Regions from separate parts of the Mus musculus genome. Here region 2 is linked to region 1. The links are chromatin contacts, found by Hi-C in ENCODE. All regions are on one chromosome and are shown on one strand. Each heading gives the region's core, a stretch centred on a gene start or an enhancer-like site at or near the end of the contact. The rest is flanking DNA. Distances are from core to core; before and after follow the strand shown.

Region 1 (2,832 bases), core at 129-2,628:
TTATTGATCTTTCCTTTTCATTTGCTTCTGAATCTCCCAGGGAAGGAGATGCGTATATGTGTGAAGACAACAAGACAAAACATGGTGCGTCGAATGAGAGCTGAAGGCAGGACCTAGGAACTTTGCCTACAGTTGGTTCTGCTTGTGTCTACATTTGAAACTTCCATAACAAGGAGTTAGATAGAGATAGCCCCCAGAAGAATAAAAACAAACAAAAAACCAATGTAGAACTTGAGTCTATAATTTTATGCTCTCTCGTGTACACACATGCACTCCAGGAGACCCCTGCTTCACCTACACGGTTTTGCACACTGACTTTGAACGCTTTCCAAATGTGGTAATGTGGCCTAACTTGCTTGTTATTTTTTTTTTTCAACATAAAAGATCATAGGCCCTGTTAGACGCATCAGAACATCATTCTGTTCATCTCGGGGAAACGTTCTCCCTTCCACATTTTCTTTGAAAGAGGAGGACAGAATGAGGCTGGGGGGAGAGGTGGGGGAAAAGAACGGACCACTGAGTTTCCACTTTCCACAGAATGGCAAGGTCCTCGGGGAGACAGTAAATTGAAATTAAGGCTGTTTCAGGCAGCCTACAGGATGTGTCTGCAAATGTAGACGCAGAGAAATGGTGAAAAAGTCTGTTTGTGCCCATTCATACAAAGTGGGGGCCTTGTAATGTGCTCCAGCCCCTGGGAATGGTGGCTGGCCCGAGGAACGGAGGCCGGAAGAATGGGATGGATTTGACATAAGTACTTTTAAGTGTTCTGAAGGCCCCCACTCCTCCCTGTGGTTTACAGCAAAGCCCACTGGGAGCCACAAGGAAAGAGCCCAGTGAATCCCCACAGCTTTTCGTTTTAAGGATAACAAATCTTAAAACAGGTGTGAGCTCAGAAAGCTCCTTTTACTCCTTGCTTTCTCGGTCTTCTGTGGCCAGCCAGCTCTCTCGCTTTGTTATTATCATTCCACAGATGGAGAAGTCTGGAGTCAGGCAAGGGAGGAGAGGAGCGAGAAGCTGAATAAACAAAACGTGCTTGGAGTGACTAATATTCATGAAGTCCGCTGGTCATGCACTATGAAATTTATTAAAGTGTGGTTTCCACGAGAATGTATTAGTGGATCTAATGAACACAGAGTTTTAAAAAGTGGTCTCCAGGAAATGGCTTCTTGGGCTTGGATATGTCCAGTGAATAATGTAGCCAGAGATTATATCGTCAAAAGCTTCGTTAGGCTGCTGGGAAAGGTGGGGGTGCCGACACCAGGGAAGTGGGGATAAAGGGAGACTAGAAGTCTGACGGGTCCGAGTCTTTACTCATTTATACTCATTAAGCCTGGAGACTGCGCAGAAAGCCTCTGAACTTCAGTGCTGCCACCTGGTGGAGACGAAGCGCCATGCGAGGACCTGGGAAACATGGCGCCTCCATCCTCAGAGTCAAAAGATTTGAATGCCTGGTTCAGGCTGCCATTAAAAACCCGGTGCAGTGCACTCATCGTTTCCTTGGTTACTACAGTGTGTTTAGAGCAAAGACAAACACGGGCACGGGCACCGATTGTGCTGAATCAAACCTAAATACGTGTGCTATTTATTTTTGTACATCTGTGATCAGAGAGCCTGAGATAGCTTAAAAGGGAAAATCACTTATTTTGGCTCATGGTTTCAGACATCTGAGTCCCACCATCTTGGCTCAGCTGATTCTGAGCCGCTGATGACATGGTAGAGGGAGCATGCTGAGGAAGATGATGTTCTCCTCTAGACCATCAGGAGGCAAAGCTGCTGGCAAGGGGACTGAGGACCTGACATAACCTTCAAAGGTCCCTCCCTGGCCTACTAAGTCCCTGGATGCTCTACCTCCTATGGTTTCCAGACCGTCCCAAACAGTTCTAGCGTCTGGGGACCGAGCCTGAATACGTGAGCCCTGTGGGGAACATTGCACATTCAGACAAAACAGGACAATGTGTTTTGTTGGTTTCGTTCTTTGTTTTTAAGTTCTCCCATTCTGCTGTTCTATTCTATTGGGACCTTCAGTTAGTTTTCATAGCGTCATATCTTCAGTCTTAGGCTAGTGTGTTGCTCTCTTAAATATGTTTGTTTTATAATCAATTCCAACTCTTGCAAAACGTTGAACTCATCCTGTATTCCTCTCTTTCAATCTATCCACTGTATCAGCAAGCAACCCCTCTTGTTTGTGGTCACAGCATCCCAGGACCATTTCATAGACACCGCCATTACCCACATTTTGACCGACTGGTTCGGCTCCTGAATGATTGCCACAGCCTCCTGATTGAACTGCGGATTTCCAGCTTTCCAGGCTCTGGTCAGCTTCCCTTTAGGCACCAGAAGAGGGCAAGAGAACATGGTAAACACTCGCCTTCATTGCTCAAAGCTCATCAAAGAAAACCCTAGACTTCTACAGTGTGTTTCAAGGCCAGGTCTGCTCTCCCGTTTTCCACTCACTGGTCTTCTTGCTGGTCCCCAGTGAGGCTACCCTCTCATTGCCCTGTCCAAACACTTGACAGGAGGCAACTTAAGAGAGGAAGGGTGTGTTTCTGGCTTACAATTCAGTGAATTAGAATCCATAACAGCAGGGACAGCATAGTGGCAGATGTATGAGACAACTGTCATATTATATACATAATCAGGAACAGAAAGCAGACTTAAAGTGGGGGCCAGGCTACAAACACTCACAGTTGATCAAATCCACTCCCATTCTCTCCCCTACCTCTTCACCTCCCTCCAGTCACTTTCCCCTCCTGAATTCATTTATATGCTTCCTCTCCCTCTCCCCCTCCCCCTCCTCACTCTCTAATTTTTAAAGATTTATTATATTTACTT
Region 2 (2,832 bases), core at 235-2,734, 340 kb after region 1:
GTCCGAGCCTCCACAGCCAGCGCCTTCCATTCTTGCTAGGGTCTTTAGAACTCAGCCTAGGTGCACTGGGAATTTTCTGTCGCATCAACATCTCTATTTTAAGAATTCGTTCTCTTTTAAATTATAGTCAGAGTGGATTTCCCCGCCCCTCTCCCAAACAGACCACAGGCCACCTAGATGAACGGTTGTTGCACATTTCAGGAAGAAAATAAAATAATGACAATAACGAAACCACCAAATCTTTTGTTTTCGATTGTCCAAGTAAGTGTCTCCGGAATGATATTCCAAGGCAGGCTTATTTCCCCTCAGCAATAAGATACCAAAAACTGGAAGCCGTGAGGGAACTGCCAGGCTACTATCAGCTCAGGATTGGCGTGAGCTCTTGGATTAATGTCTAACAGCTTCGTGTCCTTGGTCGCCGGTATTGTCATCATTAGCGGACGCCTTTTTCCTCGAAAGCAATCGATGGCTAATCAATCACAGGCTATGATGTCCCAGTATCAGGGACAGGGGTACTAACTATATCAAGGAATGGAGGGGTATAGACAGTTGAGGGCAATGGTGCCTGGGACGAGAGGGGCCGGAAATCCTGTCTAGCAGGGAGCAGAGGGTGGACTTGTGACAAGTACAGAGGCCACCGGAGGTGAGTTTTGGGCTAAAGTTCTGGTGATGCGGTGAGAGACCTGTTCATTAACTTCACTGGGTATTAGAGAAAGCAAGTCACTACTAGCCTAGGGAGAGAGTATCTAGGCTGCCTGTCTCTGTTGCCGGTCTTTTCTAACAGCCTTGTAATTCAGTTGCGATTCCAGTTTAACCTCAAGACGTCCAGACAGCGAAGCGGTCTATAGCCAAGTCCCAGCTCAAAATGACGCTTCGCCCAGAGGCCTGCATCTTCTCCTCCTCCCCTAGAAATAAGGCTCCCCGCCCCTTTCCCCTCTTTGCTCTGTTTGAGTCGGCTGAACCGGAGTTGTGTGTGTAGAACAGGAGTGCTCTTGGGTGTCTGGCTGCGCCCACAGCCCAAACGCATCTGCGGCATTAGAAACCAGGAGTGCCCCGCAGATCAAAGGCTAGGCTGCAAGGACTGCCTCCTCCGCAGCTCAGCTGTAACTGCATCATATCTGAGCGATCCTCCGTTTTCCCAAGCCTGAGGCACCTTTGCAGCCGTCGCAGCCCAGCGCAGCCTTGTCACCCGAGGCCTAATCGGAGCTCCCGGTGCAAAAGAAAGGGAAGGAGAGGAGAGGAGAGGAGAGGAGAGGAGAGGAGAGGAGAGGAGAGGAGAGGAGAGGAGAGGAGAGGAGAGGAGAGGAGAGGAGAGGAGAGGAGAGGAGAGGAGAGGAAAAGAAAAGAAAAGAAAAGAAAAGAAAAGAAAAGAAAAGAAAAGAAAAGAGGGGAAGGACTTTGGGTCACTCTCTCTTGCTCCAGGCCCAAGCCCTGTAGACCAGTCGCTTTGGCGGGAGCTTGGAACACTGCCCTCCTCCTTACCCCTACCCTTCAGAACCAAGAAAGCAGCAGGAAACCCGGGGCTCGCCCGGAGTTCAGGTCATCTCCTGTTTTTTTGATGGGCTCAAACTTGGGCTAAATGAGCGGATATGCCTGCGAGATTGGTCTCAAAATAGAAGCGGTCCTAGTATTTTAGGATACTGCAGAAATCCTTATTTCTTCCGGAGAAAAACTCTATAATGACTCCTAGCACTTCCCCTTTCAATATTTGTGCAACTTTATCTCCACCGGCAAGTTGCTGTGGTGACGCAAATCCGCTCTTCTGTATTACAACTTCCAAAATAAATGCACGGAAATCAATTCCCTTCTAGCAATGAAAATATAAATACACAGCTGCGACTTTCGCCTTTAATCTTTGCTTTCCGAGCGTCCCCGGGCTGTGGTGAAATGAACTAGCCCAGAGTTGTTGTTGCGTTGTGCACCTAGTCAGGGAGGCCCTGGGGGCAGAGGCGTGGACTCCCAAGGGACCTTGTAACCACCAGGGAAAGAAAAGGGCCCGATTAAATCAAATTACTTGAACTTCGTTCACACACTGGCATCCTTAAAAGTGGCTAAAAACTTTGCAAGTTGCTGCTGTGCCTAGGGCATCTGCTCATTTGTGATTACTATCTATACAACCAGACCTCCCCCTTTTCTTTTCCAGAGAAGGCACACAGCCAAAGATTATTTCGCAATACCAAGAATAGTCAAGGTCAAGGCAGGTCCCCTTTAGAATTTGACAATGTGGTTTACGGGGATTTAAGCTAAAGGAAAGGATTCGATGCAAATACAACACTCAGGCAGGAGGCCCAACTGGTCTCTCTTTGGTTCTCTCTTTTGCTCAGATGAGCAAATTCTTGCTTTAGACCCAGGGACACACAAAGTCAGCCACAGAGCATGCTAGGCATTCCTTATGGCAGGAAGAACACTCAAGGTGAACTTAAACTAGCCAGAGCTGTGCTGGACTTCTGTTTCTGTCTTGAGATTCTGGGGAATATAATATGTGAAGTTACTCCTATCTCCACATGGGGACTCCATCTCTGGTTCACTTTCTGTCAAACATGCTACCAGGGTGGGAGTTGTTTTGTTTTGTTTTGTTTTGTTTTGTTTGGAAGGAGAGAGAAACAAATATTTGTAAAGAAAACAGAAGTAGAAATGCAGCATGTCCTGGTATTGAAGACTTTGAGAGACTTGCCTGCTCCTCCACCAGCTAGAGTTAGATTTATGGCCCGCTGGTCCAGTTCACAATTGTCGGTGGATGCAGGACGTTGGGTGGGTGGGTGGGGCTTCTAAATATTACAGTTTAGGCTCTAGAGAACATTTACAAGGAAAGAGAGAGAGGCTGTGAGGGAG

Evidence for each region. A loop is a pair of places that touch in the nucleus more often than their neighbours do.
Region 2: a loop to region 1 is called in a map of gastrocnemius, with 3 times the contacts of the local background. The contact joins two enhancer-like sites. A Hi-C loop is called at or near these places in 4 of 37 maps with a recorded cell type or tissue (gastrocnemius and heart).

What each region holds. Positions count from the first base shown.
Region 1 is chr1:184,394,048-184,396,879 of GRCm38, forward strand. No RefSeq gene overlaps it. Among named protein-coding and RNA genes, the nearest start is that of Gm34229, 37 kb to the right of the region's middle. Within about 2 kb of position 1,379, at least 1 of the 3 ENCODE cell types and tissues checked has a DNase peak (open chromatin) inside an H3K27ac peak, as active enhancers do; it is gastrocnemius, where a contact is called at or near this core.
Region 2 is chr1:184,733,557-184,736,388 of GRCm38, forward strand. No RefSeq gene overlaps it. Among named protein-coding and RNA genes, the nearest start is that of Hlx, 2.5 kb to the left of the region's middle. Within about 2 kb of position 1,485, at least 1 of the 3 ENCODE cell types and tissues checked has a DNase peak (open chromatin) inside an H3K27ac peak, as active enhancers do; it is gastrocnemius, where a contact is called at or near this core.